Regions from separate parts of the Homo sapiens genome. Here region 1 is linked to region 2. A link is an interaction called in ENCODE POLR2A ChIA-PET data of the cell type or tissue named here. Cell type or tissue: PC-3. All regions are shown on one strand. Links, peaks and the distances in the headings refer to the core of each region. The heading gives the core; the rest is flanking DNA. Region 1 holds the start of NXPE2 (neurexophilin and PC-esterase domain family member 2). Region 2 has its middle 3.9 kb from the start of NXPE1.

Region 1 (5,395 bases), core at 272-5,271, 110 kb after region 2:
ACAGAATGCAGGATAAAAATCATATCATCTCAATAGATAAAGAAAAAGGATTTGACAATATTCAATGTCTTTTCATGAGAAAAAAACTCTAAAAAATTGAGTATAGAAGGATTATTAGAAGGATTATACTCCAACACAATAAACACTATATATGACAAACCCACAACTAATATCATACTCAATGGTGAAAATCTAAAGGCTTTTCCTTTAAGATGAGGAATAAGAGGATACCCACTCTTGCCATTGAATTCAACATAGTACTGGAAGTCCTAGCCAGAATGGTTGGGCAAGAGAAAGAAATAAAAGGCATCCAAATAAAAAATGAAGTAAAATGGTTTCTGTTTGCCAGTGACAGGAGCTTATATATAGAGAACTCTAAAGACTCCACCAAAAAACTGTTAGAACTGTTGAACAAATTCAGTAAAGTTGCAGGATACAAAATTCACTGCAGAAATACATAGATTTTCTATACGCTAACAATAAACTATCTGAAAAAGAAATCAAGAAAACAATTTAATTTAATATAGCATAAAAAAAACCCTTAGGAATTAATTTCATGAAGTAGGGAAAAGATCTCTTCATAGAATGATATCCTGTGTTCATGGATTAGAAAAATTAATATTGTTAAAATGTCCATACTGCCCAAAACATTCTACAGATTTAACGTCATCTTTATCAAAATTCCAATGGACTTTCTAACAGAAATAAAAGTAATAATTCTGAAACTTACATGGAACCACAAAAGACCGCAAATAGCCAAACCAATCTTGACCAATAATATCAAAGCTGGAAATATTAAACTACCTGATTTCAAAATCTACTGCAAGCTCTAGTAATCAAAACAGCATGGTATGGGCATAAAAACAGACACATAGAAGAATGGAACCAAATAGAGACCCCAGAAATAAATCCACATGTTTACAGTCAACTGATTTTTGGACAAAGGTGCCAAAAGCACACAATGGAGAAAAGACAGGCTTTTCAATAAATGGTGCTGACAGAACTGCATATCCACATGTGGAAGAATGAAACTAGAACCTTATCTCACAACATATAAAAAAAATCCAACTGAAAATGGATTAAAGACTTAAACATAGGACCTGAAACTGTAAAACTGCTAGAAGAAAACATAGGGAAAAATCTCTTTGATATTGGTATGGTCACTGAGGTTTTTTTGATATGACTCCAAAAGCACAGGCAACAAAACAAAAAATAGACAAAATGAGATTACATCAAACTTAAAAGCTTCTGTACTGCAAGGGAGACAATTAACAGAATGAAGAGACAACCTACGAAATGGGAAAAAACATTTGCAAACCATACATCTGATAAGGAATTAATATTTAAATTAAATATAAAAGAACTCAAATAAGTTAATAGTAAGAAAATGAATAATCCAATTAGAAAATTGGAAAAGGAGCTGAATAGATATTTCTTAGAGAAGACATTCTAATGGCCAAGAGGTATATGAAAAAAATGTCAAGCCTCACTAATCATCAGGAAAATGCAAATTAAAACTACAATGAGAGATTACCTCATACCTGTTAGTATGGTTATTATCAAAAAGACGAAAGATAAGTGATGGTGAGGAGAGGGAGAAAGGGAATACTTGTACACTTTTGATGGGAATGTAAATTAGTACAGCCATTTTGGATAACAGTATGGAGATTACTCAACAAATTTAAAATGGAAATACTGTATGATCCAGCAATCCCGCTAATGGGTATATATCCAAAGGAAAAGAAGTCAGTATTTAAGAAGATATCTGCACTCCCATGTTAATTGCAGCAATATTCACAGTAGCCAAGACATGGAAACAACGTTAAGTATGCATCAACAGATGAACTGATAAAGAAATTGTGTCATATATACACATAAACAGTTGGGTGTTGCTCAGCCTTAAAAAAGAAGGAAATCTTGCCATTTGCAACAACATGGGTGAACCTGGAGGACATTATGCTGGGTAAAATGGGCCAATCACAGAACACGGAAAGATAACTATTGCATTATCTCATTTACATGTGAAATCTAAAAATGTCAAATTCATATAAATAGAGTAGAATCGTGGTTGCTGAGGGTCTGGTCAGGGAGAGGGGCAAATAGGGGATGTTGGTCAGAAGACTCAAGGTTTTACTTTACACAGGATGAATAAGTTCTAGAGATTTATTGTACAGCATTGTGTCTATAGTTAATAATACTTTATTGCATACTTGAAAATTGCAAAGAGACTAGATCTTAAGCGTTCTCACCACACAAATAAAAATAACCATGTTAGGTGATGGATATGTTAATTAGCTTGATTGTAGTAATCACTTCACAATGTCTGCATACATCAAAACATCACATTATACACTGTAAACACATACATTTTTTATTTGCGAACTGTACCTCAATAAAGTTGAAAAACAATTCTGGACACTATTATAACTGTCATAACACTGCAGCACAAGGCAGAGGAGAAGAACATGTCTTATAAGGAGTGGGGAAGAATTGGCAGGATCCATATCTTTTTTCTTTCAATAAATTTCTTTAAAAATTATCTACCGAATCTCTGTGCCAATCTCCAATATGCTGTGATTACAGTTCTGATATCCATGCTGTTATATAGACATGGAGGGATATATGGTGGCTAGAGGTGCTGGCTTAGATGCAAACAAACAAATGCTATGTGTATATAAATATACACATATCTATGAAGTATACACATGTATATATCCATATTTATATCTAGATAGCTATCATCTATCTATATCTGTATATAGAGATCTATATCTAGACACTCTCATGCAGAGCAATGCATACTGAGTGTGGCCCGTGTGTTATGGTGGTAGCAGGGCCACCTGGCAGGTAGTTGCAGTGTGACCACTGAAAATCCTTAGTGTCATGAGACCTACATCCACAGAATTTGCTCTTTTGGATTCTCTTACCTTGTTACATATTCAAGTTGCAGTGAGATTTAGACCTGTGGCTGTTCCTCTTATGGCCTGAGATTGAATTTAAATCATCGCTGTGGGACTGCTTGATGTATGCAATGGTTTAGAGCAAGAGAAAGTTTACAAAGAAAGCACTCCAAAAATTGAGAGGACCCAGCTGAATCAATTCTCAGGCCTTCAGGAACCGTGGACTCAGGGCTTCTGTTTTTCTTCTTTCTGATTTTTCAGTTACTTTTCCTGCTACTGTGGAGGTGACTAATCCTACGTGAAAACCATACAAAGGCATGAGCAAGGGAAGAGCACTCTGTCTATAAACACGTAAAGCCTTAACCAAAGGTGACTCAGTGCTGCAATTAGATGTCCAGTCTCTAAAAACAAACTTCAGAGCTTCCTCATGGCTTTTTCCTTCTGGCTCTGTGGTGTGGGTTGGGCAGGAACAGATCATAATAAGGGAGGTTTATGATTCCAGCTGGCACGCTGTGGCCACAAATAGGATGTCAGCTTTTGATCAATGAAGCTCATAGGGAAACTCCAACCCTAAGATAAATGCAAAGACTGCTTTAATCAAGGAGAGTCTCTGGACACTATAATTCCTGTGAGAACACGAGAAGATGGTGGAGAAAATACTCATCCATAGGTGTGGTACTTTCCAACTCTTACTGCCAAGCTAACGTCAGGGAAGGGAGGGGAGAACTATAGACCATTTGGTGTTTTTCAAATGGTGTGATGCAACCCTTTAGAGGATAGTAAAATCGTTTTATTTGGGCATAAAAATACTTTTAAAATGGAATACAATTCAATGGAATAAAACAGTAACTAGAAAAAAATCACAGTGCATTGTGTGCAGTGTAGATAGTATTGTTTTATGAGAGTTTTGGGGCGTGTATGTGTGTGTGTGTGTTTGTGTGTATGCATTCATGTGTCCTGAGTTGGATTTGGTATGATGTTTTTTTTCTGGGGTGGGGGGGTTGTTTGTTTTTATTTTTTTTACTATGGGTCCTGGTCAAAAATGTTTGGTAAAGATTGCCATAATTTAGCTCTTTGCCACATACTTTTGGGATTCTGGGTTTTAAAAACTAACACTGAAATTCTAACCACTCAACACTGAGTTTTTTAAAGACTGTAACTTTCACTCTTTTTGGCAGTGTTTATCAACTGCTTTGGCTTGAGGAGATAACATGGGGTGGCAACAAGCTGCCTAAAAAAGTAAATGGGTGGTTTATAATGAAGCTCTTGAGGCAGATAAGACCAGGGAGAGAGGGTACCAGACAACATGTGTGTGCGTGTGTGTGTGTGTGTGTATCAGAGAGAGAGATTTAGAGACCAGGATTCACTAGAGGACACGGTGGGGGTGGGGTGGGGGTGGGGGTACTGTTTTTTCTGGTAAATAATCTAAAACCTTGTTGTCCATGCTGAGACCTCGACAAGAAAACAGGTTCCAGTATGTGATATGATTCGAAACCCAAAGAATTAACCTGAGTATCAGAAACCAGGAGTCCTTCTAGGAGTTTTGTTCCCTGCCTCAGGGAAACACTTTGTTTCTGATTGACAATAGAAGATATAAAGGAACTTTTGGAAAACCCAGGATAACATCACCTTGTTCTGGAAATTACTGAAGAGGAACCAAAGTGTACGGAGCCATGTCGTACTTATTTGATTTAATGTGATTATTTCTCCTGTCCTTTCTTATAGGATACTCACTTTGTTTCCAAATGCCATAGCTCGAAAATTACTGCTGATGTTGACATTTATCTTAATTTTCTGGATCATTTACTTGGCTTCAAAAGACCACACAAAGGTAGGAAGTTTCATTTTTAAGAATTTCACAGAAGGTCACGGTGACTTCATTTGAATGACCCCCTTTATCATGGCAAGAAATAAAAGTTAAAAGCATATCATCTTAGCAGGAGAATGTGGATCAGGGGTTCACTGTTCAGCATAAATCCCTTTGGCAATGCATATATTATTATTACTATTTTAAATGGCAATGTATACATTATTATTGTTTTTCTTTAAAAAATGGCAGATGGATTTGTGCCATCTCTGTACTAGTTGGCACTGTAACCATCCTGCGTCAAAATTCTCTCCTCCTCCCTTGGCCTCTGAGATTTCAAACTAATTAAGTTTCTGTTTCAGTCCTCTGCCTTCTTCACAGGGGTTTTCTTATTCTTTAAGTAGTTTAGTGTCTCCTGGCTCTTCCCTTTGTAAGTTTTTCTTAACTCACCTTGCTTCCAGTTTCTTTTCTTCCCAACCATTTAGTACAAACATAATCTTTCAGAAACTCTGCTTTTATCATCTTCTGGTCCTGATCAAATACTTTCACCACTGACAGTATAAAGAACAAATTCCTTTGTTTAGCCATTCGAGGCCCGTTTACATTTGAACCCAACTACCTTTAAAAGTGTCTTTCTAACCTTTGTCTAACACAGACTTACCTCCAAGCTTCAAACAAGAAGCACCAC
Region 2 (5,395 bases), core at 53-5,052:
CTAACTTCATCTCTCTTTCTAAGCCTGGATGCCCAGACCCTGTGCCAATTTGTAAGATTTAGTTTTGAAGATCACAAGTATTATTAGTACTGTGCTAAGTACTCATAGGATTAAATGAATTAATACATGTACAACATTTAAAAACAGTTTCTGACACTTAGTTTAAGCACTAAATAATTAGCAACTACTACTATCACCACCCCAACTACTACTATTTATGCATGGGAGTAAATTTTGAGATTGGCTTTTTTCTCCCACTCAGCGTAACGTCCACGATGTCCATCCAAGTTATTGCATGTGTCAACAGTTCATATGAACATATTGCCTCACTCACAATTAGGCAATATTGTTTGTTACCTTGGTTTCTTTAACCAATATTGTTTCTAAAACCTACTCCTCACTACTCAATTTGTTTCTTATCTTGTAAAGTCTTTGGTAGCTCTTTCAGAGGGGACCAGTATTAGACTGAGTACATATTTTTTCTTCCTAAATAGATGATAAATTTACTTGCTATAGAATTAGGTGAAAAATATTTTTCTTCTTAGCCTTGAGGATACTGTTTCATTCTCTTCATGCATCCAATGTCATTTATGAAATGTCTGATGTCAAAGTTAGTATAATTGTGAATCTTTGTAGCATTTTTCTCTTCATCCTTGGTATTATGAAATTTTATGCAGATCTTTTTATCTTCATCATGTTTGGCGCTTTTAATGGCCCATTAGACCTGAGATCTAATATCTGTTAACTTTTCTTTCATAATTTTGATCACACTTTCCTTTTATTCTGTATTCTGCAAGAATTCTTGAGTTAACATTTTATTTCTCCAGTTTATTGTTTTCATTTTGAACTTTAGTGTGTCCCTCAAGTTTTTCTTTATTTCACGTATCATATTTTAAATTTAACAAATATCTAGTTAACTCTAAGTATGGCTGCAATATCCTCTCACATCAGTCTGGTAATTAAACACACTTATTCTAAATTCTTGTATCAACTGTCCTTTTAACTTTGTTTTCTTGGCATGTCAATTTCTTCTGATTATTGTGCTTTATGCCTCTCTTTCAAGTGTTAGTCTCTTTCAAATGATTGGTAATTTTTGGTTATGTGTTCATCTTTGCATTTGAAATTTTCTGCTAGCCTCCCTGTAAATGTTGGGTTTATTTATTGCATTTTCTTCTGGGAGAGTGGTTAGAAATATTTCCTGGTGCTGAGTGCCAATATCCAGTCTTCTGAGAGTCCATGCTCTCTTCTTCCCTCTTGGGGATTATGCACAGCACTGCTCTGTCTTCCCAGCCCTTGCACACATTCTCAGTGCTTCCATATGATATGTGGAGAGGTCATACCTCATGGCTGTCTCTGTTAAACTCTGTGTCCACCTTTACTGATTTCAGTAGGAATCATAGGAAAAGACAGAAATACTATTATTTTACATATTTCTCATCAGGATATCCAACAAGTTCTGTTTGATATCAAACATAAATCCTGGGACTATTTAATTATGCCATTTTCCTAGACTCTGTAACAACTTTCACAACTGCATCTGTAATCTCTCTTATTTATTACTATCCAGAGTCAAGTTGACTTTACAGAAGTAAATTATCTCTTTCAGTCGTTGTATCCAATCACACAAGCTAAAGGAAAAAGTATACTTAATGACTCATATGAGTGGGAAGTCTTAGGAATTAATCTAGCTTCAGATAAGGCTCGATCTGTGGTTCAAACAATGTAATCAAGCTTCTCTCTAAGCCTGTAGGCTCTCCTGTCCTATTTTCTTAGAGATGCTTGCTCTCAAGATAATGCAGCAAGATAGTCCTAACATGCTTAAGCCATACATGGTCGTTGGTGTTCAAGATCTCAGAATGAGAGAGACCCATTTCTTTTCAGAATTTATATTAAGTCACAGAAAAAAACCAACAACTCTAATCAACTGTGCTAGTACCAATCACTTATGAAGGGTTTGGGGGAAGAGTGTTTTGATGAACCAGTAGGCACCAAAAATAGGCAAAAATCACATGATTGAGAGTCTCAGAGTCTCAGTAGCATGCTATAAAGTGGGGAAGGTACAGTTCTCCAGGAAAAGAGGGGCCCTCTTTCTGGAAGTAGGAATATTAGTCACAATTCAGCAAGAGATGTTCAGTACAAGAGGCAATAAAGATGAGGGCAAATAAGAGGGTGAGTCATATTTTCTGTCACTAATCCCTCATCTCTCTTTTTATCTCTCAGGAAGCTTTTCTGAAATTTTACTTTCTCCTCATATGAGTCATATAGGGAATTTACTTATTGATTCATTCATTTTCTTATTTACTTCCAGTCATTTATTACATGCCTGCAGTTGCAAACTTGAAAATAACTGGGATGCCACGTGTGGACGCTTATCTCTAAAGTTTGGGATTATTTTAATTAACTCCTAAAAAGCTTCTGCACAGCAAAGGAAATAATCAGCAGAGTTAACAGACAACCCACAGAGTGGGAGAAAATTTTCACTAACTATGCATCTGACAAAGGACTAATATCCAGAATCTACAAGGAACTCAAACGAATCAGCAAGAAAAAAACAAACAGTCTATCAAAAAGTGGGCTAAGGACATGAATAGACAATTCTCAAAAGAAGATTTAGGAATGGCCAACAAACATATTGAAAAATGCTCAACATCACTAATTATCAGGGAAATACAAATCGAAACCACAGTGCAAACCACCTTACCCCTGAAAGAATGGTCATAATTTAAAAAATAAAAAATAATAGATGTTGGTGTGGATGTAGTGAAAAGGGAACACTTTTACACTGCTGGTGGGAATGTAAACTAGTACAACCATTGTGGAAAACAGTATGGAGATTCCTTAAAGAACTAAAAGTAGATATACCACTACTGGGTATCTACCCAGAGGAAAAGAAGTCATTATATGAGAAAAGACACTGGCACACACATGTTTATGGCAGCACAATTAGCAGTTGCAAAAATATGGAACCAGCCCAAATGCCCATCAATCAATGAGTGGATAAAGAAAATGTGGTATATATATATCATGGAATACTACTCAGCCATAAAAAGGAAGGAAATAATGGCATTCGCAGCAACCTGGATAGAGTCGAAGCCTATTATTCTAAATGAAGTAACTCAGGAATGGAAAACCAAACATCATATCATATGTTCTCACTCATAAGTGGGAGCTAAGCTATGAGGACATAAAGGCATAAAAAGTGATCCAGTGAACTTTGGGGACTTGGGGGAAAGGTTGATAGCGAGGTGAGGGATAAAAGACTACACATTGGGTACAGTGTACACTGCTCAGGTGATCAATGCACCAAAATCTCATAAATCACCATTAATCACAAATAATCATCCTAAAAAAATAAAGTTTGGGGATTATTTATATATGAGTAAGATACATTCCCTGCCCTCATGAAATGTATGATTTAATTGTAGTGTTATATGTGTCTAAATGCAGATACATAAATAACTATTTCTAGCACAATACAGAATAGCCATATGAAAATGGTGCAGGAGTGCACAGAGAGGGGGTGGTTGAGTATGCCTACACCACCTGGGACTTGACTGACCCAGATCCCACCTGGGATCTGGGACTTGAAGGGTGACTGAAATCTCATTGGTTGGAGAAAGCCATGAGGGATATTCTTTCCATAAAAAAGGAACAGCCAGGACAATGGATTGAATGCAAGAATATATGTTTCATATGATCTTTAGCTAATTCTGGAAAGGAAAATCCATTAAAGGGCCACCTTTAGAGCCTAATTTATTGTGGGATATAGGAGTTTGAGCTATTCCAGAAGACCTCTTGTTTTACTTATAAGTTATTTCTATACTCTATAAAAGATTATCTCTCTAGTTGGATAATGAATACTTTCCAGGCAGGAAAAAATCTTATTCATCTTTATTTTTCCAAGCATGCCAAGCCTTTTCCAGGAACCATTTGTATTGATATCATTGTCTACATTCCAGAAGAGCAAGTCTTTCCTGGCAACAGGAACAGTACAGCGAATAACAGATGTCAGGATTCTCCTATTTTAAAGTTTTAGCCATCAATGGAAAATATTGAAAAACATAATTTGTCCTTAAATTCTTCATTTCTGAGTCAGAACATCAAAAATATTTGTGATATACTTCACATGGGCTTTTGCAGGCTTGATGAATTTTGGGGCCTCTCTGTCATATTTTGGATATATTCTCCTAATAGAGAACGTGTCTTTATTGTAGGCCATGCCCTTTTTACACAAAACCATCTGTTTAAAATAGGTGGCTGTTACATTCCACTTACTCCCTGGCAAATGTAAAATGAATCATTGTATTTTATTTAACAGGTATAGACTGAATCTTTAACATATGCTAGACGTAGTTCCTGATGCTGCGAACAAGGCACCTAGTGAACAAATACGTGGTCCTTACTGTTAGAGAACCTAGAGTTTACTGTGAGTAGAACAGGTAAAAATAATATATACAACTAAATTAATGAGATTATTTTGGATAGTGATACATACACTCATGAAAAGGAAACAGTGAAGTAATTAAGAGTAATAGGGAGTTGGAGTGATCTAGTTTTACATTGTGTGGTCAGGAAAACTTATCTGAGATTGGAATGACAGGAAAGACTCATCATTATGGATCATGGAAAGGAGTTTGGAAGCCATTACAGGGTTTTATCCAGGGATGTAAAATGATCTCATTTACAGTTTAAAAAGCTCAGTCTGGCTACTAGGCAAAGAATGGGTTGTAGAAGTTTCAAGATTATGAGCAAAAGATCAGTTATTGCCTGAGTCCAGGAAAGAGGTGATACTGTTTAAACTAAGATGGTAGCAATGGAGATAGAGAAGAGGAGAAAGATTCTCCACATATATTGTAAAAAAAAATATGGCAGAACTTTGAGAGGAATGAGAGAAGTAAATGAATCAAGGACAATTTATGACTACCTGTATGAATCTTGGAAACATTTCTGAGCTGGAGAAAACTAGGGACAAATGCATTTTGGAATATAAATCAAGAATTCTACTTTGATCATACTGAGTTTGAGATGTCTCCTAGACAGGTAAATGGGATATTAAGTAGGCAATTAGATATGCAAGTCCTAAGTGCAGTGGAGAAATCAGAGCTGGAGACAAATACTTACAAGTTATGGAAATCATCGATAGTATTTAAGCCAGGGAGTGGGTATCACCCCAAATTAGCATATAGATAGAGCAAAGTGGATGCATAGGAATGAACCCCAGGGCACTCCAACTTTAGAGGCCAAGCAGCTGAGTGGGGATTGGCAAAGGAAAATGGGAAGGAGTGACCAAGGAAGCAGGAGGAAAACACAGAGAAATCTGTGGCACAGAAACAAAGGAAAGTGAGTGAGTGAATAAAGAAGGCACAGTCAATTGGGTCAAACACTACTGAGAGGC

What was found. ChIA-PET counts read pairs that join two places held together with the same protein. Peaks named below come from ENCODE experiments on the same cell type or tissue, not always from the same donor. Only the 100,000 strongest peaks of a DNase experiment are listed, where the experiment ranks them.
Region 1: POLR2A ChIA-PET joins it to region 2 with 5 read pairs; 1 of 35 experiments calls an interaction of 5 or more read pairs at or near these places.

Annotation. Positions count from the first base shown.
Region 1 is chr11:114,675,032-114,680,426 of GRCh38, forward strand. It overlaps NXPE2 (neurexophilin and PC-esterase domain family member 2), which reads left to right and starts at 3,496. Exons shown (of 6, transcript NM_182495.6): 1 at 3,496-3,570; 2 at 4,626-4,731. The coding sequence starts at 3,545. It also overlaps a transcript of NXPE4 not described here. In PC-3, for the core only: no CTCF peak of the experiment used is centred there; a DNase peak (open chromatin) is centred at 3,280; H3K27ac peaks cover 1,411 bases.
Region 2 is chr11:114,561,081-114,566,475 of GRCh38, forward strand. It overlaps a transcript of NXPE2 not described here. Among named protein-coding and RNA genes, the nearest start is that of NXPE1, 3.9 kb to the left of the region's middle. In PC-3, for the core only: no CTCF peak of the experiment used is centred there; DNase peaks (open chromatin) are centred at 1,671 and 2,191; H3K4me3 peaks cover 1,327 bases; H3K27ac peaks cover 1,775 bases.